Linked DNA regions of Mus musculus: region 1 is linked to region 2. Evidence: chromatin loops called from intact Hi-C (ENCODE). Cell type or tissue: heart. All regions are shown on one strand. Links, peaks and the distances in the headings refer to the core of each region. The heading gives the core; the rest is flanking DNA. Region 1 holds the start of Srsf9 (serine and arginine-rich splicing factor 9). Region 2 holds the start of Rnf10 (ring finger protein 10).

The links. Hi-C counts contacts between places; a loop is a spot of excess contacts. Peaks named below come from ENCODE experiments on the same cell type or tissue, not always from the same donor. Only the 100,000 strongest peaks of a DNase experiment are listed, where the experiment ranks them.
Region 1: a loop joins it to region 2, with 3 times the contacts of the local background. A loop is called at or near these places in 7 of 42 quality-filtered maps.

The regions. Positions count from the first base shown.
Region 1 is chr5:115,320,260-115,332,874 of GRCm38, forward strand. It overlaps Srsf9 (serine and arginine-rich splicing factor 9), which reads left to right and starts at 6,918. Exons shown (of 4, transcript NM_025573.3): 1 at 6,918-7,240; 2 at 10,239-10,399; 3 at 11,858-12,030; 4 at 12,317-12,615. The coding sequence starts at 7,050. The coding sequence ends at 12,460. In heart, for the core only: no CTCF peak of the experiment used is centred there; DNase peaks (open chromatin) are centred at 6,842, 7,432 and 10,912; H3K4me3 peaks cover 3,543 bases; H3K27ac peaks cover 2,504 bases.
Region 2 is chr5:115,267,475-115,279,613 of GRCm38, forward strand. It overlaps Rnf10 (ring finger protein 10), which reads right to left and starts at 5,421. Exons shown (of 17, transcript NM_016698.2): 1 at 4,783-5,421. The coding sequence starts at 4,939. In heart, for the core only: CTCF peaks have their summits at 7,097 (motif pointing left) and 8,736 (motif pointing left); DNase peaks (open chromatin) are centred at 4,887 and 5,457; H3K4me3 peaks cover 2,159 bases; H3K27ac peaks cover 2,022 bases.

The DNA of each region.
Region 1 (12,615 bases), core at 3,144-11,143, 52 kb after region 2:
AGATCTTGTTACAGATGGTTGTGAGCCACCATGTGGTTGCTGGGATTTGAACTTCAGACCTTCGGAAGAGCAGTCGGATGCTCTTACCCACTGAGCCATCTCACCAGCCCGAGTCATAACATCTTTATTATCATCACTGTCTTAGGGTTTTACTGCTGTGAACAGACACCATGACCAAGGAAAGTCTTATCAAGGACAACATTTAATTGGAGCTGGGTTACAGGTTCAGAGGTTCAGTCCATTGTTATCATCAAAGCGGGAACATGACAGCATCCTGGCAGGCATGGTGCAGGAGGAGCTAAGAGTTCTACTTCTTCCTCTGAAGGCTGCTAGGAGAAGACTGGCTTCCATGGAGCTAGGAGGAGGGTCTTAAAGCCCACTCCCATAGAGACACACCTACTCCAACAAGGACACGCCCACTCCAACAAGGCCACACCTCCAAATAGTACCACACTCTGGGCCAAGCATGTTCAAACCATGACAATTATAACCATGACAATTATAATATTGCAATGAGTATTTATCAAACTACCCTTTTATTTATTTATTTTTTTTAGTGTGTGTATGTGTGATGTGTGCTTGTCATGATGCATATGGATTGGGGGGTGTACTGGCTAGTTTTGTGTCAACTTGACACAGCTGGAGTTATCACAGAGAAAGGAGCTTCAGTTGAGGAAATGCCTCCATGAGATCCAACTGTAAGGCATTTTCTCAATTAAGGGGAAAATCAAGGGGGAAAGGCCCCTTGTGGGTGGGACCATCTCTGGGCTGGTAGTCTTGGTTCACTAAGAAAGCAGGCTGAGCAAGCCAGGTGAGGCAAGCCAGTAAAGAGCATCCCTCCATGACTCTGCATCAGCTCCTGCTTCCTTACCTGCTTGAGTTCCAGTCCTGACTTCCTTGGTGATAAACAGCAGTATGGAAGTGTAAGCCGAATAAACCCTTTCCTCCCCAACTTGCTTCTTGGTCGATGTTTGTGCAGGAATAGAAACCCTGACTAAGACAAATTGGTACCAGGAGTGGGGTATTCCTGTGACAACCTGACTATGTTTTGGGGAGGACTGTGGAAGGACTTTGGAACTTTGGGCTTGAAGATCCATCCGTTGTTAAGAGCTCTGTCAGATGTTGTATAGGAGCTTGGAAGATAATGTTGAGAACATTGCAGAAGATGGAGGTCTGGTTTGTGAAATTTCAGAGGGAAAATTAAATATTCTTTTCAGGGCCATTGCTGTTTTGATTGTGAAGATTCTGTAGTTCTGGTTAGCTGGGACTGAAGAATCAGCTGTGATTAACAAGATACCAGAACTACCAAAGCAAAAACTTTGCATTACTGGGACTATTGATGCTGGTTAGCTGGAGCTAAGAAATTAGCGGTGATTAAGAAGAGACCAGCATCATTGAGGTGACATCTTCTGGGAAGTGTTTTCTGAAAGCACAAAGAGGCTGTGTTCCAGAGATGGCCAAGGTTGTACTCCTGCTGCAGCGGGACTTGGTAATATGTAAGGGTCACCCAGGTGGTACTGGTTTTGAAGGCATGAAGGGGTCACGCAAAGCAGCTGAGGCTCGGCACTGTGAGAGGCCATGGAAGGCCATTGGTGAAGGTGCAGCCTCAGTTGCAATTGAAGGCCCAGGACTGAAGGGGTCATGCAGCGTTTTGGAGGTGCCAGTACCATGAGATGACCACCAAGAGCAGCAGGAGCAGTGGAGTACAGGTATCTGGATCCTAGAGGATGACGCGTGTGCTACAAAGGGCCTGGCTGGAGAAGTGACCCAAGCCCTTGGAGGAGCCCAGAAGATCGTGAGTTGGATCCCAGACATTGGACAGTTGGAGATTGACTTTTGCTTTTGATTGTGACTGTGCCCTGATATTTTCCCTCTTGAAGGAAGAAACTGTTTTAGTGGAGCCCACAGTTGAGACTTTTAATTGTAAAAAGACTTTGAATTTTAAAAGAGATGGATATTTTAAAGAGATTGAAATTTTAAGAATATGTAAAGACTGTGGGACTTTTAAAGTTATTTAGATCTTGGGGATGAATAAGATTGTAAGGGTTGAGGCTTACTAGTGATGTTTTTGTGTGTCAAGTTGACAAGGGGTCAATTGTACTGGCTAGTTTTGTGTTAACTTGACACAGCTGGAGTTATCACAGAGAAAGGAGCTTCAGTTGAGGAAATGCCTCCATGAGATCCAACTGTAAGGCATTTTCTCAATTAAGGGGAAAATCGGGCTGGTGAATTGGCTCAGTGGGTAAGAGCACCCGACTGCTCTTCCGAAGGTCCGGAGTTCAAATCCCAGCAACCACATGGTGGCTCACAACCATCCGTAACGAGATCTGACTCCCTCTTCTGGAGTGTCTGAAGATGGATACAGTGTACTTACATATAATAAGTAAATCAATCTTAAAAAAAAAATTTTAAAAAAAGTTAAAAAAAAAAAGGAGAAAATCAAGGGGGAAAGGCCCCTTGTGGGTGGGACCATCTCTGGGCTGGTAGTCTTGGTTCACTAAGAAAGCAGGCTGAGCAAGCCAGGTGAGGCAAGCCAGTAAAGAGCATCCCTCCATGACTCTGCATCAGCTCCTGCTTCCTTACCTGCTTGAGTTCCAGTCCTGACTTCCTTGGTGATCAACAGCAGTATGGAAGTGTAAGCTGAATAAACCCTTTCCTCCCCAACTTGCTTCTTGGTCATGATGTTTGTGCAGGAATAGAAACCCTGACTAAGACACGGAGCTTTTAGGGTCCCACTTGAGGTTTAATAATAAAGACACAGAGACATCTATATAGTTTGGAGCTGTTGGCCTGTTTGCTGGGGCAGTTTCTCAGGTTCCCCAGATAACGGAACACGACTTCTCTGTCCCTGAGTCTCTCCACGTGGTTCTCAGTGTCCTACATCCTTCCCACCAGCTTCTCTCCTCCTGGTCTTCATGGTCCTCCTGCCCCAGCCTCAGCCAACAGCTCCTTATTCTACAAAAAGCCATATTTATTCATCCTTATTCACCCAGTCTGAACCGACCGGCAACAGGACATCACCTGGTGCTTCTCTCTGTGTTGCCCTTTGGCATAGCGGGTTACTCAACCTTTACCGCCATGGCTGCTTGCTTTTTTAACATGATTATTTGCAGGGGATTGTCCTCTGAACAGGTGAGGAAGGACAAGCATTTACTTATAGAAAGCAGGTGATGGGTCAGAGAAATGATAATACCAAATATCCTGCCGGCACATGGCTCTGCCTGCATAGCAATTAACAACTGAAAACACCGGGGCAGACCTACATAGTCATGTGATTAAATGTGTGTGTATGTAGGGGGGTAGATTACCCCAACATCCAGGGTAGGTCAGGCCAGAAACTGGTGGGGCCTGGTTCTTTCCTTTCACCATGTGGGTCCGGGGGAATAAATTCAAGTTGTTGGAGCTGGCAGCAAGCGACTCCACCCCGAGCCATCTTGGTAGCCTAAGATCTATTTTTTTTAAAAAGCTTATGCCTGTGTACTGTGCATGTGTGTACATGTTTCTATGCATGTGCACATGCGTGTGTGTACATGTATGACTGGCTGCTGGGAGCCCTTGGCCCACCTGTCTCGCCTCTCCACCCCTACCCCCCTACCCCCTCTGTCGCTTTCACTGTAGCTCTTCACTTAAGGCTCTAGAAGCTGAGCCTGGGTTTTATGCTTGCATGGCAAGCATTTTACCACTTAAGCCAACTCTCCGGAGCCTCCCCTCAGGGGTTCTTAAACATGGGAGGCAGCACCCCAAGGTGGTCTCAAGGGTCTTACCCTTCACTAAACTACTTTACCTGACTGCTTCAGAGCAACTGCCTGGTCAGAAAACACGGCCTAATTTAAATCCAAAGATGGTGACTAATGAGATCAATAGATGTTTCCCTGTCTACAATCTGTGCCTTAGCAGAGTGTGAACAGGAAGCCAGGTTTTGGTCTGATTTGTGTTGGAATCTACAAAAAGTCAGGATCTGGCTTTACAGGAACAAAATCCTCCACCTTTAAGTTCCACACCGGGTCCTAACTGTCTCCTAACAATTTAGCCAATCCTAAGTTTTTCCATCTGGAGTCCTTCCTATCAGCTGACTCCTCTCTCTCTCTCTCTAGGATACTACCAAGTTTTCTCCAATAGCAAAACCAGAAATCTTTGCAATACTACATGGAAATGATAATTGAGAAACATTAATACATCTAAGTATACTCTGAAAAATTTAGATTTTTTTTAAACAATGTTTTGTTTTTAAAGATTTATTTATTTATTATATGTAAGTACACTGTAGCTGTCCTCAGACACTCCAGAAGAGGGCATCAGATTTCATTACGGATGGTTGTGAGCCACCATGTGGTTGCTGGGATTTGAACTCAGGACCTTCAGAAGAGCAGTCGGCGCTCTTAACCACTGAGCCATCTTGCCAGCCCAAATTTAGATTTTTTAATGCCTTTTTTTTTTTTTTTTGAGACAGTATCTCACTCACTATATAGCCTCAGCTGGCCTTGAACTCACTATGTAGAGCATCCTGCCTCTGCTTCCCAAGTACAGAAATTAAGGGTGTGTGTCACCATGCCCTCTGGGGAGAGCTTTAAAAACATACACTTAGATTCGAGATTCCATCTGGCCAGGGGTCTTCCCAGTTTGCCTTTGGGGCCTGGTAAGAGCAGTCAGAAGCGTTGCATATCCCAGACGCAAGACGCAGTCATATCTGAGAGGCCATTTATTGCACTTTATTCTACTTATAAAACCGAGTACAGGCTAATTACAATTTGGTAAACACAGAAAAGTACAAAAATAGAGGATTGTTGCCATCAGCAGATGTCTTACCCAAATATAGGAGAGGCAAAAATATAGGAGAGGTGAACGCAAGGAGGTAGCTCCACAGACGGAAGATTTTACTTTTACGCTGACATCTTAGCATTTAGTTAGGTTTTTGTTTTGTTTTGCTTTTCTGATGTAGGCTGGGTTGCCCTCAAACTCCATGTATTGCTGAAGGTGACCTTCTCCACCCACATCCTTTGAAAAGTTTCTATGCTTTTGGGTAATAAGCAATACCTAGTTATATGTATCTTTGTTTTGTTTTGTTTTTTCCAGACAGGGTTTCTCTGTGTAGCCCTGGCTGTCCTGGAACTCACTCTGTAGACCAGGCTGGCCTCGAACTCAGAAATCTGCCTGCCTCTGCCTCCCGAGTGCTGGGATTAAAGGTGTGCACCACCACCGCCTGGCTTTTTTTTTTTTTCTTGTATATTTTCTTCATTTATATTTCAAATGCTATCCCAAAAGTCCCCTATACACCACCCCACCCCCCTGCTTTTTTTTTTTTAAGACAGTTTTTCTCTGTGCCTCCTTGGCTGTCTTGGGATTAGCTCTGCACACTTGGCTGGCCTTAAATTCACAGAGATCCACCTGCCTTTTTTTTTTTCTCTAACTACACAGAATACAAGGATAAACATAAAGATATGTAATTTGAGGCTTTTGGGTTTTTTGTTTCTAAAGATTTATTGTATGTTCATTGGTGTTTTTGCCTGTATGTCTGTCTGTGTGAGGGTGGCAATCTCCTGGAACTGGAGTTACAGACAGCTGTGAGCTGCCATGTAGGTACTGGGTATTGAACTCAGGTCCTTTGGAAGAGCAGTCAAGGCTCTTAATCACTGGCACCATCTCTCCAGCCCCTGGACATATTGTTTTATGGTGTAGCCTTAGGCTGGGATCCAAAAATCTTACAGAGAACAAATGAAACAACAACCGAGCTGCCTAGGGTTACAGCTCTCTATCATCTTGCTATCTTTGCCTTATATCCCTCCAGGCATCTAGGTTTGAATAGTTTTTCAGGGTAGGATCTCAGTAAGTTGTTGTCAAGGCTAGCCTAGAATTTTAAAGTCTCTCACCTTAGCCTCAGGAGAGTGAGATTTACTGGCATGCATTCCCACTCACTGTTTTGTTTGGTGAGGTTGTTCTATAGTTTAGAATGCACAAATAGGCAAACTCTACAGTGATGCTTGTGGTGATATGAAATAATACATGCGTATCCTCCACAGATTCTCTTTTCTCTCTCTTTCTTGGAGACAGGGTAGCTGTGAAGTTTCAAACCCGGGATGATCCGCTGAGGTGCCTATATAAGATACCAAAGCAGACCTGGTCTCCAGCTTCTGGCATCCTCCAGTCCTTATCTGTTACAGGGTTTGGCTGACATACCCCGCCCTCCAGGCCAGGGGCTAGGCTGCCCTTCCCCTAGAGGCTCTTCCCTATATAATCCAGACATCTTGACTACCTTCCTCTTTTTACACCTTTTGACCTTCTGACTGCAGGATCTGTTTCCCCTCTCCTTCCCGCCTCTCCTCACAGGGCCCAGTTCTGCCTGGTCTCGTCCCCTTCTGGACTCTCCTAGATGGCCTCCCTCTGAGTATAGTATGCTCTCCCACATACCTACAATAAACCTTCTTCTCCACTATACCTTTTATTTCTCTATGTAAACCAGGCTGGCCTTGAACTCATGGAGATAGTTGCTCCTGCCTCTGTCCGGGTTCGGAGTGTTGGAACGAAAGGTTTGCGCATCCACTCTCCATTCTCCAGAAACTCGGACAACCAAGCTTTGGCGACCATCTCAGGCTTACACCTCGGGTCTAAGGGACGACTACAGACCTGAGACCGAGGGCCAGGATAGCCCAGCGCTGGGCAGTCTGAGGGCTTCTGTGGGGTCCGCGTCCTTCTCCTCAGAAGGACAGCCCCAAGCTTAGTGACCTACCAGCTTAGGAGGCGCTCGGGTCCCACCTCCGGGAACCTTCCGCTCGCATCTCTAGGGAGAGACCCCGCCCTCTGCGCAAGCGCACCTCGCGGCGGCGGCTACCCCTTTAAGATCGCTTTAAAAATCCTCCGACCGCCGCCCCCTCCCGCCCCCGCTTCCTCACGGCTTCCGCGCCGCGTTCCCACAATGCAGTGCGGCTGAGCGCCTCGGGAGCCCGCGGGGGAGGCTGCGGCGGGGGGCCCCGGGCTGAGGAGGCGGCGTCGGCGGCGGAGGCGGCTGCGACGGGACGTGGGCTGCGGCGGGCCCGCGGCGTCGGCCGGTGCGGATGTCGTCGGGCTGGGCGGACGAGCGCGGCGGCGAGGGCGACGGGCGCATCTACGTGGGCAACCTTCCGTCCGACGTGCGCGAGAAGGACCTCGAGGACTTGTTCTACAAGTACGGCCGCATCCGCGAGATCGAGCTCAAGAACCGGCACGGCCTCGTGCCCTTCGCCTTCGTGCGCTTCGAGGACCCGCGGTGAGGATTCCGCCGGCGGCTCGCCCCATCTCCGCCGGGCCCGGCCTCCCCTCCCCTCCCCCAGCGCCTTCCCCTCCCCCTCCCCGCCGTGCTGACCCCTCGCGGCGCCCCCCCCCCACCCCCGGCTGGAGGCGGCTTTGCCTGGTGTCACTTCCTTCAATCGGAAGGCTCCAGCCCGCCCGACTTGCCCCCGAGGAGGGTAAAAACCAGCGCGCTCTGCCCAGCCCTCGAGTTTGGGAAAAGCACCCTAACGGGAAGCACCCCGAAATGAGGGAAGCGCGGGGCTCGGGTCCCCCGAACCGACCCTGCAGAGGACTCGGCCGAAGGCGACAGTCGCCCATCCCGCCCCCTCCTCCCGAGTCCGGGTTCGGGTCTGTGGGTGGGGGTGGCCCTCGCCGTTACCGGGGAACAGACGGCGTTGGCGGGGACCACAGGTTGCCTTGGGCGGCTGAAAAGCGGGGTGTCTGGAGCCAGCCCTCACTTGGGCGCCCCACCGAGCCTAGTTCTAGTAAAGGGGGATCAGATTAAACAGCGGGAGAGAGAGACGGGTGGGGGGTTAGCATCTCTGATTTCATTCCCCTCTAATGAGGGAAGTTAATTCCCCGCCAGAAGCCAGAAGTTAATTGTAGCAGGGATGTGGAAAAGCTAGGCTCCCCCAAAACCCGCGCCGAAGGATCTTTGATTTTTTTTTTAATTATTATTTTTATTTTTTTTGTGTGTGTGTGCAAATGTCGTGAGCCCTGGGTCAGGAAGAGGCCGGAAAGTATGCTTTAGTTTAGAGATCTCTGCGCCGTTGGCGGTCGTCCCCTTGGGAGGGTCAGTAAGGACCTGTTCCCTGTCTTCTCAGCCTCGTTGGGAGGAGAGCTTCATCTCTGCCTGCCGACCCGGTGTCTCGCCGGCCTGGGTTGGAGATTACGGATTCACAGTAGAAGTACTCCGGACTTCGATGGTTGAAGACTAACCCAGCTTATCCCCTAAGTGTCTTGCAGTTTGCCTCAAAAAATAGACTGAAGCTTTTTTTTTTTTTTTTAAATACAAATGAACGTGAGAAAAATTATGGCCCTAATGAACAGTGCCATTGTGTCTTTAATAGTCAAGTTCTGTGTCAAGTGCCACGCCTCGTGTAGTTAGCGTTTTTCAATAGCCCATGAAGCAGAGGATGCTGACCGTATTTCACACAAAATGCGGATTGTTTAATGCAAGAGGTTAGTAAAGGGATAACAATTGGTAGGTGTTTGGAGAGGATCTAGGTAGGATTTGCACCCCGTAACTACTGTGTGGTGTGACAAAAGACCTATATTCTGCTCTATTTGGGAAGTTTCAAAGAAAGCACTTAAGATTTGATAACTGTTGGATAGGCAGTTATAAATTAACTATAATTTCTCAATTAGAGTTATAAAAGCTTCAAGAGGTAACTTAGATCCTTTACCTACAAATTCTGCTTTTAATCCCTAATACGCCTGACCCTTCCAGTCCATTGTAATTCACTCCAGCAATCAAGGTGCCATGGTCGTGTTCCTTGATGCCTTTTGTGTGTGTGTGTGTGTGTTTTAGACAGGGTCTTATACTATAGCTCTGACTGGCCTGAACTTGAACTCACAGAGATCCGCTTGCCTCTGGCTCCTGTAGCTGGTGTTAAAGACGTGAGTCACAGAACCTAGACCTCTTATCTTTTTTTTTCTTTTTTTTAATTTATGTATTATTTATTAAGATGACTTATGTGTGTGTGTTACCTGGCTATATTTGCTCCATGTGCATGCCTGTTGCCCAAGGAAGTCAGAAGAGGTGGTTGGCTCCCCTGGGACTGGAGTTACTGATGGTTGGGAACTGTCCTGTGGATGCTGATGGGCCCTCCTCTCATTTGTCTTTAATTTAATTTTGCAGTGACTTTTTGAGGCAGTCTTTCTTTGTCCACCACGGTGGTCTCAGAACTCCCTGCCTCAGCCTCCCGGGTGCCTGGTTTTTGAAACACTTTTAATGTGTCTCCTGCTCCGTGAGCTCTGTCTTGTGGAAGACTATTACAAGGCCTATTGTAGGATGTTTCCAAGCTGTCAGTGGGCGTTCTCAACCTTTCTGTAATACAGTTAGTTCTCCATGTTGTAGTGACCTCCAATCATAGAATTATTTCCCTTGCTACTTCATAGCTAATTTTGCTACTGCTATGGATAGCCATATAGATATTTTGAGACATAAAGGTTTGCCAGAGGGGTGGCGACAGGTTGAGAACCTCTGCTTTAGAGAATATGCTTGCCATGTTTTGATAAATTTGGTTTATTGACAAAATGAGTTATCTGTCAACAATTATTTTAATCCTACGGATCAGCCTCCCCCCCAAAACTGATTTGTGTGTGTATATGCACCCAGTATGTCAGATACATAGTGGGGGTCATAGGACAAAAGAAACACAGGATCCCCTTGAACTGGAGTTGCAGACTGTTACGAGCTTCTGTGTGGGTGCTGAGGACCGAAGCCCTGTCCCACGGAAGAACAGTGAGCTCTCTTAGCGGTGGAGCCGTCTCCAGTCCCTGAGTCAGCACCGTCTAAGTACTCTGTTTATCTGCATTTCTCATCCCTGGAGAACCATGTGCTTGACAACTGTAGCTGTGCGTTCAGAATAATGAGTTTGTTGTGCTGCCTTCATGCATACATGTCACATCTTGAGCTCATATTCAAACCCCTCCATTAATTGTCAAGTTGGTTTTGGTTGGTTTGTGTGTATTTTTCAGTTTCTGGGTATATTTTGCACTTTCAGTTTCTTAACATATTTTGCACTTCAGAGTGTGTGCATGCCCTGGCTGAGCCATCTTGCTGTCCCAGCTGTCAAACTTTGAGTAATGTGAACGGCCCTCCACCTGAGCGCAAGTGTGGCAAGCTTGTGTCTGGTGTCCATCTCCCTGTTCCCTCTGGCTGACTTCCCTCCCTGCTCAGTGACTCTCGCCCTCCATGGAGAAGTCACCCAGGCTGTGGGGTAGCACTGATCTCAGTCTTTGCCTTGCAGAGATGCTGAGGATGCGATCTATGGAAGAAACGGTTACGATTATGGCCAGTGTCGACTCCGTGTGGAGTTCCCCAGGACTTACGGAGGTCGGGGTGGGTGGCCCCGTGGTGCAAGGAACGGGCCTCCTACAAGACGGTCAGATTTCCGAGTTCTTGTTTCAGGTATGTTCTCACCACTTTGCTGAACGAGAGTCTAGCCTTCAAGGAAGTGTGTGGCTTAGTGTTGAGGACGTGGGACATGCTGGCTTCTCAGGAGCCAGTGCACCCGGGCAGCGGAAAGCTCTGCCCTGGTTAGTCAGGGAGGCAGACATTGTACGGATGAAACCGTGCAAGTAATGCAGCCTATGTGGGACGGAAACCTACTGCTCTTTTTGTTCTGAACCAGTCTCTGTGTAGTCTTAGAACTCACTCTGTAGACCAGGCTGTCCTCGAACTCACAGAGATCCCCCTGCCTCTGCCTCCTGAGCGCTGTGATTAAAGGCGTGTGCCACCATGGTCTGAGAAACACGTTTCTTAGAGTGCTTTCTTACTGGTGAGAGGCCAAGATGGTGGGAGAGCACTTGCTCCAGAGTTCTTTCCTCTGGGAATGTTCCTTCCTAGACATCACAGGAGCCAGCTGCACGCAATGTACAATCGTGGGCATGGCATTGGAAGGCATAGAGCTTTTATTTATAACTGGTGTCACCAGATGACGTGCCAAGTGCTCAGCTCAGCTGTGTCTTTAAAATATCAGTGCAGTGCCAAGACCCCGGGCAGGGCCCTCTGCACGTCACAGGGCAGTTGAGGGGCCCTTCTAGAGTGTGACAGTCCCACAATCATAGTCATGTGTACGAGTGATGGAATCTGTCTCCCTGTGTTCCTCTGTAGTTTTTAACCCTAGGACTCCACTCCCTCCTTCAAGATGTCATACATTATCTTTTTTTCTCTCCATGCTGCTCTGAACTCCTGCTTAGAAAACTATTAGGAAATGGCTGCAGTCCCGAGCTGTGCGCAGCAAACACAGCCTTTGAGAGCAGGAGCACATTTCCCTTTCATGACACCAGGTAGGGTCGTATGACTCCCAACTAGCTTTAGCGTCTGAGTGTCCCCTTCCCCACTGTAGTGAGGAGTGTTGTTCTCTTAAGGAGGTATTCTGTGCTCTGTCAGCCAGTCATGCTGTAAAGAAACAAACAAAACACGGACTCTTGTGCTGTTCCCTTGGCTGCACTTGGCTTTTTTCAAAACTCTCATGTCTTGGGAAAAATAAGTTCAGCAAGAAATACTTGGTACTAATAAGTTTCCTAATGGATAAAACCTGGAACTAGGTTTGGGGAGTGTCACATTGATTGTGAAGCACAGAGTGGTAAATTCTCAGAGGTTGAAAGCCTGTGATAGGCGGATTTGTTTGCTTAGTTGGGAGCTTTTTTGGTCTCTGGACAGTTAACTTAGACCAGCTTCTCACAGTGGCTTACCATATATACTTCAGTATATTTCTCTGGTTCTCTGCCCCATATGCTTTGTGACTTGGGAACCCTTAAGAATTAAGTGACCACAGAGCGTAGACCACCGTAGGCATAGCCAGCTCTCATAGGGCATTTAGCACGGCTGAGGTTGTGGTCTTCTCTTCCATTCTCTGCCTAGGACTTCCTCCATCAGGCAGCTGGCAGGACCTGAAAGATCACATGCGAGAAGCTGGGGATGTCTGTTATGCAGACGTACAGAAGGACGGAATGGGGATGGTTGAATATTTGAGAAAAGAGGACATGGAATATGCTCTGCGTAAACTGGATGACACCAAATTCCGCTCTCACGAGGTGGGTTCCTGCCTTCCATTAAGTCTAATTGACCAGCAATAATAGCGGGTCGTACTTTTTTCATTTGATGATGTCACTCTACCTTAAAGCCTGTCTAGAGTGAACAGAGCTACGGGGGTTGCTCTGCTTATAGCCTCCGTTTGAAACGGAGAGGACGGGTACCCACCTCCGTGTGACAGTGAACGTTGAGGGAGGTGACAATGCCAGGCACACAGTGAGTGCCAGGGCTGGGCTTTGCTCGTGCCTCTGGGTCTTCACTCTTCCCTTCTGTTTGTTTGGATTTCAGGGTGAGACTTCCTACATCCGAGTGTATCCTGAGAGAAGCACCAGCTATGGCTACTCACGGTCGCGGTCTGGGTCCAGGGGCCGCGACTCGCCATACCAAAGCCGGGGCTCGCCACACTACTTCTCTCCTTTCAGGCCCTACTGAGGGGGTGGGAAGGAAGGGTCTCTTCAGTTTTTTAGATGAGCTGGGCTACTTTGTGCTCAGAGTCTACATTCCAGATTGATTAGAGTCTTAGGACATTTTTTTTCTTTTCTTTCCTTTTATTTTTATTTTATTTTATTTTTTTTATTTTAAGGAAC
Region 2 (12,139 bases), core at 4,081-12,080:
ATAAGTTTCTAGAAGAATTTTATTTTATGATTTTATTTGTCTTCTCCATTTCTTTGTTTTCATTTTTGTTATGTTGTTTCTGGCCCACTCTTAAACCTCAGACTGGCAGTTCCCAGTTCCAGCTGTGCATCAGGGTCACTTCCAGGGCTTTAAGATTATGAATGCTGCCCGGTGCTGCAGTTCTCGGGAGGTTGAGGACAGGAGAATACAGATGAGAACTCAAGCCCAGCCTGGACTAAGTAGCAAGTTCAAGGCCAGCTTAAACTATGCAGCAAGGCTAAGTCTAAGAAATTAAGGAAAAAGAGAGGTGGGAGAGGGAGGTCAAGCAAGCTGGGCCTAGTAGCACGGGCCTGGGATCTCAGTCACTCAGGAGGCCATTGCCATGAGGTCACAAGCCCAAGGCCTGCCTGCTTGGCTACAAACTCAGTTTAAGCCAATCCCAGCTAATGCTCAAATGATAATTTTTTTTTTTTTTTTTTAAAGATTTATTTATTTATTTATTATATGTAAGTACACTGTAGTTGTCTTCAGACACTCCAGAAGAGGGAGTCAGATCTTGTTACAGATGGCTGTGAGCCACCATGTGGTTGCTGGGATTTGAACTCTGGACCTTCGGAAGAACAGTCGGGTGCTCTTACCCACTGAGCCATCTCACCAGCCCTCAAATGATAATTTTTAAAAGAGGCTGGAGACACAACTCAGTGACCAAGTCCCTGCCTAACTTACACCAGGCTCAGAACCCAGTGTCAAAAATAAATAGATAATAGAGCTAGAGCTAGAGCTAGCTCAGGAGTTAAGAATCCCTGACTTTCCTTTTCCAGAGGACCCTCACTGGGTCCACACAATCATCTGTGACTGTACAGGAATTCAGGTGCCAGCACTCACAGGACACTGGGTGTCCAGCACAACCTTTAACCCTAGCTGTGAGGGGACAGCAACATTTAAGTCTGATTACCCAGTAACCCAGCTTCTGATCCCAGGTGACAGGAACAAAGTCAGCACAGTGGTTCACACTGCCAACCTCAAAATAACTGCTTCATAATACCCGACCTTCCCTTAACCTCCGCCTCGGGAGGAGGAACAAGAGCAGGGTTCCTGGACAGGGACTACAGCTGGCCTACAAATCCCTGACCTGTCTTGTCTATAAATATTTACTTTCTCTGTTCTTTCTCTATGGCATCCCCTGGTCCCTAAATTTCTTCTCTCCTCTGGGCTGTATTGTTGGGACAGTCTCTTGGTAAACTCTTCTAACAGTCTTAGCCCTGCTGGAAGAAAGCTGTAGAAATATAGCCAGAAACGGGATGTTTTGTTAAGTATTCAAGGCAATTAGCCAAGGCTGTAGACTAAAAGATCAAGAAACTCCTGGTAGTCAGATTTACCTATGACAGCATACCAGTGAAGAGCAAGCATAAGCTAGCCACAGAAAACAAACATATCAGATATATTTATGTAGTTAGAAAGCAAAGGACCACTTACAAACTTCCACAGCTTACAGATGCCGAGGGAGGGAGAGGCTAAGCCATGGTGGTGACACACACCTACAGCTCCAACACAGGCCCCTCAGGAACCTCAAGGCAGAATGGGGTCTGGTTCCTGAGACATGAAACTGTCTCCAGAAACCAAACACATTTTGTGTGTTTTTCTTTGTGTTGGCAAAAGAAAGTGAAATGGTATCTTCATTCCACAATCCCATTCTTCCGAGTCAGGACTCTGAAACAGTCCTGACACTACCCACTGCTCCGTGCACATCTTAGTCACATCTCCTTCTCTAGCAGACCTCTCAATGGCAATGCTTTCTCATGTTGTTGGCAACAGAGTCTTACTATGTGACCAGGAAGCCCTGGAACTTGCTCAGTAGCCCAGGGTAGCATCAAACTCTTGATCCTCTGCTTCGGCCAGTGAGTGCTGGGATTACAGGCTGTCCCCACACACTCGGAGCCTTCATTTAGTTTCTTTCTTTTCACTCTTCTTAGTTTTTCTAGACAAGGTTTCTCTGTGTAACCCTAGCTCTGTAGACCAGGCTGGCCTCAAACTCAAAAGATCTGCCTGCCTGGCTTCCCAAGTGCTGGGATTAAAAGTGTGGACCACCACGCCCGGGTTATTTTATTTTTTATGTGTATGGTACTTTGCTTGCAAGTTTGGCTGCACAACACATGTATGTTTATGACTGTGGAGGCAGAAGACAGTATCAAATTCCACAGCACTGTGGAGCTGGGAACTAAACCCAAGCCTTCTGTAGGAGCAACAAGTACCCACTGAGCTAACTCTCTAGCCCCTGCTTCATTCATAGTTCTGTGATTGTTTTACTAGGGTTCTGATGTGTTTCTGAGGATCAATGCCAGGCCCGAAGATGGTGCCTTGCCTGTCTATAGTTCCAGCTGGTCAAGGGGCCTGCCACCAAGCCTGACCACCTACCCAAAATAACACATGTAGGGAAAAATAGATTAAAGAAAAGGTCAGTCAGGAATGTGGTAAAAAGCCTTCATCACATCAGTTCTCTTGCTTAACCTTTTAAATGTATCACCATCCTGTGGGTGCAGGATGTACAGGTGGAAGGGCGTGAAGTCAGGTCTTTCTTCCTTCCTCTCAGAGGGCATGGAAAGGTGGAACACCTACTCTAACTGCTAAGCCATCCTACCTCACTGAACTCTACTACCCTCTCTTATGCTGTCTGATATGTCACAAGCTTTGGCCTACTGCTCACTGAACAATAAATAAAGCATTTATTGCAGCTGACTCATGCAAGAATGTTTTATTGACTTAGGGAGGGCCCTAAAAAATTTAAGTTGAGAACTCTTGGAGAACCAAAGCTTAGCATTACCTCTACAAGCAAGGCTGAAGTCATCCATTACTCTGAGAAACCCTCAGACCTCTCTCCAACAACAGCCAAGATTTACAATAAAACTACACATGTGCAAAACTCCAGAATCAGTTTATACGGTTCAGAGGCGAGTTACACTAACACCTGCTTAGACAGTAAAGCACTGGTACATCACAGCGAAAACTGGTCCCTACCCAAGTTACACAGGCAACTTCTACACATCCTCAGGTAGACCTGGTAATGGAGTTTGTCATACCCTACAGATAAACTCTCAGTCAGTAAGCCTTATAATTTTAGTGCTTTTTTTTTTTTTTTTTGCTCTTTAATTTGAGGGGGGTGGGGGGATGCTAAGGATCAAACCCAGGGCCTTGCATATTCTAGGCAAGGTCTCTACCACTGACCCATACCGTCCAGCTCTTTGAATCTTAGACTGTCAGCTCAAAGCTCCCCATCTGTCACACATGCTCTCTCTCACAAAAACACACTGCGGAATCCAAACAAAGTTACTTGCACATACATCTTTGCACTAAATACATCCAGTGATGTTTGGCACTGGAAAACTACGGGGTGTGCTCTTCCAGGAGACCCCCTCTCCCACTCCCAGTGTTACTAAGTCTCCTGGAGTTCTTTGTGTAGGGTTCAGGTTCCTAGGCTCCTCCCCACGCTCAGGTTCACTGGTGGATATGCATAGAACTCATACACATGCTTGCTGACATGTATATGCACATGCATACAGATGTGTGAAAGAAGGACATGAAGGAGATTAGCGGAAGGTTACACAGGAAGCTTTGGAGGGAGGAAAGAGAAGGAGAAACATTGTAATTAAACCACAATCTGAAACTTGGCTGTGTCTGAGATTTTGGAGGTGCTTGAGAAGCAGAGGCAGGTGGATCTCTGAGTTCAAGGCCAGCCTGGTCTATAGAGTGAGTTTCAGGACAGGCAAGGATGCAAAGAGAAACTTGTCTCGAAAAACCAAAAGACTGATTGAAAAAAAAATTACTATCTCAAAAATACTGCCAACATGGTAAAAGTTTAAAAGAGATTTGTACACAGCTCTGACACAAGATGGAGAATGCTGGACTCGGGATTCTGCCATCTCCTAATCCACAGCCTAGTTTATTCTCTGCGGTGGAATAACTCCTGGCTAGACAGGTTAAACGATTAGAGTAGTGCTATCACACCTAAAAGCCTACCCGTGTGCTTTGTGCATAATCAGTAAGTAGTATTATTATATTATTATAATAATATCATTATTATTATGTTATAGTAATACTAAGAAGCCTGACTACACACATCACTCTCTCTCTCACACACACACACACACACACACACACACACACCATGAAAGCCAAGCCCATATAACCTACCGCACACAAACAGGCATAATATTTAGGCAAAAAGTTGTCAAGTACTCTAAGCGCTTAGCCCATTTACTTAATAGTGTGTATTAGCAAACTCAAGGACTGAACCTAAATGAACTGAATGCAGGGTCTGCATGCTTTACTATCACGCCGAGCAACGCCATCCCAACATGAGTCCTCTTAAACAGAGGAGCAGACCCGGTGCCAGATTTAAGTCTGAAAATCCTCGGGCCTCACCCTCTCTTATTCAAACTTGAATGCCACCCAAAGCTAATCCGACACTAGAAGAGAAAACAAAGTCAATTGTTTTAGAGCCTGGACCGACGGTGAGTCACACAAAGCCAGGTCTTGAGGCCTTCTGTGAGGTGCTTGCCACCTGGATGACCTTAACCCTTTCCAAAATCTCAGATCCCTCATCTGCAAAATGGGGCTAAGAATAGCGCCTACTTCAGCCAGCTGTTTTGAATATGAATGCAAGGGCCCAAATTAACCACGCAGCGCAGATCGGCTTAACCGTAAATACTGGATGTCAGTGCAAGCGGAAGGTGGGTCGTTTGTCCCTCCTCCCCCAAGTGACCCGGCAGACCCGCCGGCTCTTACCACTCTTGGGTTTAGACTCGCCGGCCGGCCCCGCCGAGGCGGAGCGGGGCGGCTGTTGCCCTTTGCTGCTGCCCGAGGAGGCGGAGGAGCTGTTGGAGCCGCTGTTCTTGTCCATGTCGGAGGCGGTGGCGGCGGCGCTGGGGGAGCTCTGCGGCATCAAAGGGGGCCTCGGCGGCGACGGCGGTCGGAGCGGAGCGGGCGCGGCGGGGACCCAGGCTCATGGCGTTCAGGGCCGGCGGGGGTCGGCGGCGGCAGCGGTTCTCGGCCTTCATGGCGACATTTTTCCTTGTTTCCTTCCTCAGCTTCTCAAAATGGAAGGAGAAGCGGCAAGGTGGGGTTGTGGGGCCCAGAGGCGGCGGTGACCGAAGAGGAGGACGAGGACGAGGAGGAGGAGGAGGAGGAGGCCGGGGCTCGGAGGTCCGGGCCGGGCCTGGCGGGGCAGAGGCTGCGGGGGAAAGGGAGGCGCGGGAGGGTCGCGAGCCCCGCCGGCCGGCCGGACACGCTCTCCCGCCGCGGGGCAGGAGAGAGGGCTGGCTGTCTCGGTGCCGGGGACCGGGGTCTCCGACACAGCGACCGACACTCGCCTCTGGGCCGAGGCCGAGCTGCTCCGGGAATGGCGACGAGTCGCCAAACAGCATCTCCAAGAACCCGGATGGACTATTTATATAGTTGCCAGGCGGGCGTGGTGCATTCTGGGAAGTGTAGTCTTTTACCTACATCCGGGTCCTAGGGGAGGGACCGCTTGTGCCTGCCAATGCTTTTTTTCTCTCTTCCCTGTTCGAGGTTTCTTTTCCTTCCCGCCTCCCTAGCGGGTTCCTTCTTTTTGAGACAATGTTTCATTTTGTAGTCCTAACGGGACCTGAACTCTTTGTGTGCAACAGTCTGGCTTCCAATTCACAGATATTCCTCGCCAGTGCTTGGATTTTTTTCTTTTTTTAAAAAAAAGATGTGTGGGTGTCTGGCCTCCTACAATACCAAGCAAACACGTGGTATACAGACATACTCATATAGACAAAACACCCATACACAAAATTTTTTAGAAAACCAAGTGGAGTGTGATGGCCCACCTGCAATTCCGGTGCACCGGAGACAAGAGATCTGGAAATTCCCAGAACAAACTGGCTAGCCAGACTAGCTCAAATGGTGAGTCTACCTAGCCATTCTGTGAAGAATGTGGAGAGTCTTGGAGGAAAACACTCAATGGCAGCCTCAGAACTCCATGTACACCTGTGCATACGTGTAAGATTTTTCATACACGTATGCATGCCACATTCATATATAAAGATCGGTAAGAAGCAACATTCGAAACACCAACAAAGAGAAACAACATAGTACAGTTAAGTAAGGAGATGCTAATCAAACACGTTTCAATAGAAAAGCATCCCAGCTTGAGAGGGATAAAAGAGGACTTCTTAGAAATGCTGTGTCATGTGACACACACAGGACGAATGGAATTTGGGGGGGGGGGGCTGTTAGGGATCAAATCCAGAGCTCCATGCTCACAATCTAGTTTTCTACCTCTAAGCTACTACCTCATCTAGCCGATGAGTGGAATTTTAGCAATCGTGTATGTAGGAGAACTAGAGTGGCTCATGCCTGTATCACTAATACTCAAGAAGCAGAGACAGAAGACGGATGCCAGTGGTGCACATCTTTAATCTCAGCACTCAGGAGGCAGATGCAGGTGGATCTCTGAGTTCAAGGCCAGCCTGGTCTACAGAGCAAGTTTCAGGTCAGCTGGGGCTACACAGAAAAACCTTGTCTCAAAAAAATAAATAAATAAACAGAGACAGGAAGTGCAGAGTGTAAGGCTAGCATGTGCTACATAGTGAGACCATGTTCCTTATAAGAGAGAAAAAGAATAAAAGCAGACAGTGTAGTGTAGTCACAGGGCCCTTGCATGGGCAAAGTTCTGATTTGATCCTCAGTATCATAAATGGGAAAGGAACAAGAATGTGCGGGCCAAGCCAGGCAGTGGTGGCGCACACCTTTAATCCCAGCACTTGGGAGGCAGAGGCAGGGCAAAAAAGAAAGAAAAGAAAAGAAAAAAAGAAAGAAAGAAAAATGAAAAAAGCAGGAGTCAGACTCTTATTTGGTTCCTTATTATCATATAGTATATGAGATATTATTTAGTATGGAAGGAATCAGTTTAAAATGACATGGAGATCCATAGAACTATAACTTGGGGGGGAGGGGTTTGCTAGAGAGATGGCTCGGAGGTTAAGAGCACTGAATGCTTTTCCAGAGGTCCTAAACTCAATTCCAAATCACAAACATGGTGGCTCACAACCATCTGTAAGGTGATCCACTGCCCTCTTCTGGTGTGTCTGAAGATAGCTACAGTGTACTCACATATATAAAATAAATAAATCCATTTTTAAAAAGGAACTATAATTTTTCAGTTTTTTGGTTGTTATTTTATTTTTGTGTTTACACATGTTTTACCAGCTAGTATGTCTGTGCCATGTGTCTCTAGATACCAGAAGAGAGGATTGTATACCCCAGCACTGGAATTAAAGCACCATATAGGCTCTGGGAATCAAACCCAGGTCCTCTGGAAGAGTAGCTAGTGTTCTTAATTGCTGAGCTATCTCACCTGAAAGGACTCTGGCTAGCCTGAGTGTGGTGAGCATGGCTCTGGCAAGCCCTGCCTTCTCTCCCTATTCCTTCTGCCTTTCTAAAAACCATGAAATTATCTTCCTAAAGCTAGCCCCCAAGGTCTGTTTCCTTATTTGGCCACATCCTGCTCCTGAGGCTGACTACCAAGGTCCAGCTATCAAAGTATTGAAGTGAAGAAATCAGAAGCCTCCTTTGGCTCAGCTAATTAACATGCCCACGCCCACTTAAAGTTAAAGGCCTCATCCTAACATGGGGTTTTCCCTTTTACCTTTATAAACTGCTATTTTCTTTTTCTTTTCTTTTTCTTTTTTATTTTTACTTTTTTTTTTTTTTTTTTTTTTTTTGGGTTTTCGACCTAGGGTTTCTTTGTGTAGCCCTGGCTGGCCTGGAACTCACTCTGTAGACCTGGCTGGCCTCAAACTCAGAAATCTGCTTGCCTCTGCCTCCCAAGTGCTGGGATTAAGGCCTGTGCCATCACTGCCAGGCATCTGCTATTTTCCTATGAGCCATGTCTGTCTCCTCTCTATCCAGAGGCAAGGCTTCTTCCTATGGGACAAATGCCCCTCCCCCTCTTTCCTGTTCCCTTCATCTTCTCCCTCTTCCTCTATCTCCTTCCTATCTTTGTCCCTTATCCCTGCCCTCTCTCCCTCTGGAGGAAATAATCTCCTTTGAAAATTGAGAACTTGGTCTTGGGGGTCCTGAGTGATACTTTTCCTTTCATCACTGGCCCCAAGGAGTTTGTTTTTGTTTGTTTTTGACAGGATCTCACTTTTTAGTCCTGGGTGACCTGGAACTCTCTATAGAACCAGTCTAATCTCAGACTTACAAAGATCCACCTGCTTGTGTCTCCTGAATATGCTGTAATTAATGGTGTATACCGCTATAACCAGTAAAAACTTTTTTTATTGTTGCATTTATTTTTTGTTTGTTTCCTCTCTCTCTCTCTCTCTCTCTCTCTCTCTCTCTCTCTCTCTCTCTCTCTCTCTCGTGTGTTTGTGTGTGCGCGTGTGCGTGTGCGCGCGCGCGCACGCGCATATGGGAAGAGTATATACCATGGTTCACATGTACAGTAAGAGGATAACTTGTGGAAGTCAGTTCTCTCCTACCAGGATGAAATTCAGGTTGTTTCAGGTTGGCAGGAAACACTCAGAGCTATCACACGGCGGCCTACAAGTATCCTTTAAAAAGATTCCCCTGTAACGAGGCTGGAGAGAAGCGCAGTGGTCAAGAGCGCTTGTTCCTTTGGCTGTCGGGATTTGGTTACCAGCATCCTCTTCGGGTGGCTCACAACCACTCCTAGTTCCAGTTTCAGGTGTCTGGCGCCCCCTTCTGGCCTCCGAGGGCACCAGATACGCATGGAATCATTTAGCATACATGCAGGCCAAACACTCATACACTAAACTAAAAGTAAACACCCTGGCTGCTGTGCGGGAGCACGCCTTTAATCCCAGCACTAAGGAGGCAGAGATAGGTGGATCTGGATCTCTGAGTTCGAAGCCACCCTGGGTTCCACGACAGCCAGGGATACCCAGAGAAACCCCTGCCTGGAAGAGACACAAAACAAAACAAAACAAAACAAAACAAAACAAAACAAAACGGACAAGGAAGTTGTAGAGGGCACTTCAGGGGGAAAGTTTTTTTGTTTTTTGGATTTTTATTTTATTTGTTGTTGGTTTGGTTCTTTTGGTATTTTTTTTTCTGAGACAGCGTGTCTGCTATGAAGCTCTGACTGTCCTGGAACTCACTCTGTAGATCAGGTTGGCGCCATACGCCACCTGTCTCTGCCTTCTGAGTGCTGGGATCGAAGGTGTGCACCACCACCAAAGCAGACTGCCCTTCTTTTGTTTTGTTTTTAAGACAAAGTCTCGCTATGTAGCCAAGGCTGGCCTCCTACTCTTAATATTCTTGCCTTGGCCTCCCAAATAATGATCTCTAGTAGTTCTTGTTTGGTTTTATGCTTTTGTTTGTATGTGGCGAGGGATAGTAGGTATTGAATCTAGACATGCTTGGACATGCTAGGCAAAGATTATACCTCAGTCTGTTTCCTACTTTTTATTTTGAGACGGGGCTCACTGTGGTGTCAGAGCTAACCTAGAATTTGGAATTATCCCGCCTCAGCATCCCAGCTCAAGTAGCTGGGGCTACAGAGCTTCACCATCAAGTCTAGGACTCGTTATTCTTCACAGTTACACACACACACACACACACACACACACACACACACACTTTTTTGTGTGTCAACTTGACACAAGCTGGAATTATCACAGAGAAAGGAGCCTCCCTTGAGGAAATGCCTCCATGAGATCCAGCTGTAAGGCATTTCTCAATTAGGGATCAAGATTAGTGGAGGGTCCATTGTGGATGGGGCCATCTCTGGGCTGGTGGTCCTGGGTTCTACAAGAAAGCAGGCTGAGGAAGTCATGGGGAGCAAGCCAGTAAGCAGCACCCCTCCATGGCCTCTGCATCAGCTCCTGCCTCCAGATTCCTGCCCTGTGTGAGTTCCTGTCCTGACTTTTTGGTGGTGAACATCTATGTGGAAGTGTAAGCTGAATAAACCCTTTGCTTTCTTGGTCATGATGTTTGTGCAGGAATAAAAACCCTGACTAAGACACACACACACACACACACACACACAGAGAGAGAGAGAGAGAGAGAGAGAGAGAGAGAGAGAGAGAGAGAGAGAGAGAAGAGCATGCTTCAGTTGGAAAATGTAGTGTGATGTCCAGAAGGAACAGCTAAATCCCAAGGTCTACTCTGACACACAACAGAAGTACAGCAAGTTCTAAAATACTGTGGTGAAACTTTATTTCACAGAATGAAGACACGAGAATGCTAAGTGTGTGGATGAATAATTTCTTCCTTCTGTCATTGATAAAAATGGAAGCGAGGGGCAGAGGATCCCAGTGCAGGAGGTGTCCATCTGTCAGGATATACTGAATGGAGAAGACACTCTTCATTTAAAATTTCTTTCTTAGGATCCTTGGCATCTTCTCCTTGTGAAATATTTACAGAAAATATACATTTAAAAGGGATTTAAAACAGAAACATTCAAGCAGAATTCAGCAATCTCTATACTTGCCTTTGGACAAGATGTTCTGTAATATGTTATCTTGACCATAAAAAAAAATCAATTTTTTTTGTTTTGTTTTTTTGAGACAGGGTTTTTCTGTGTAGCCCGAGCTGTCCTGGAACTCACTCCATAGAACAGGCTGGCCTCAAACTCAGAAATCTGCCTACCTCTGCCTCCCAAGTGCTGGGATTAAAGGCATGCGCCACCACTGCCTGGCTTCAGTTTAAAAAAATTTTTAAAGGCCCTGTGTAGTGATACAGGCCTTTAATCCCACCTACCAGGAAGATCAAAAGTTCAAAGCCTGTATCTAGGTGACAAAGTGAGTTCAAGGCCTTGCCAACTTAGTGAAATGCTATCTCAACATAAAAGATAAGAGCTGGCAAGGTGGCTCAGTAGATCACAGTGCTTTAGTTGTAAGCCTGAGGATGTGAGTTCAATTCCCAGGGCCATGGAGAACTGACCCCTGAAAGTCATCTCCTGACCTCCACACATGGATCTTGGCATGTGCACGCCTACGTGTGAGAACACGCGTGCATGCACACACACACATCAAAAAGACACAATTTATTTAATTATTATTTATTTATTTTAAAATTAAATATACTACCAGTTGGTGGTGGCACACACCTTTGATCCCAGCAGTTGGGAGGCAGAGGCAGGCAGATTTCTGAGTTCCAGGTCAGCCTGGCCTACAGAGCAAGTTCCAGGACAGCCAAGGCTACACAGAGAAACCCTGTCTCATAAAACAAACAAACCAAAATTAAATACATTTAAAAGGCACTCGGGTAGAGTTTAGTGTCACAGCACTGTTCAAGTGTGCACTAGAACCTGCACACCATTCCAGATGCCACTAAAACGATGTGGGAGGAGTTCAGGCTTGTGCTGTCTGACTTAACCAGGCATGTTATGAGTTCAAGTACACTCTGGACTAGGTAAACTAGTTCCAGCTTTAAAAAATATATATATTCACATGAGGCACACACAGGGGGGTTGACTCATCAGTTATAATGCTTGTCACCAGCACCCAAATCCTTATGCTCATTCACCTAAAACTACAGTTTTAAGATATCTGACATCTCTGGGTTCCACAGGCAGCTGCACTCACGTTCACATACATCCACAGACACACAAGTGTATATACTTTACTTTAGATGTATGTTTGTATGTGTACATATATGTATACACACACATATGTATACACACACATATACATACATACACATATATGTATGTGTGTATATACATATACATATATACACATATATGTATGTGTGTATATACATATACATATATACACATATATGTGTATACATATATATATATTTTTTTTTCAAATCATGTAATTTTGATCTTTAACTTACAACATGCCTCAATTTCACCCAGTTCCTGCACCAGAAAACAAAAGTTGCAGGGCATGAGGGAGCACACTCCAGCACTTGGGTGGATTTCTGCGAGTTCCGGGCCAGCCTGGTCTATTCAGTTGTCTTTTCCATAGTAGTCTTTAGTCCTAGCTAACAGGATGGAAATATGGCCGCTGAAATATAATTAGGGCCTCTGTCTGAATTCTGCTTATTCCTGCTAAACTCTAGATTCAGTCAGGGAACACAGGAAAGGCTTTCAGGTTTCCAAATCCTAAACCAGGAGGACTCCTTAAAAAAACAGGCGTTT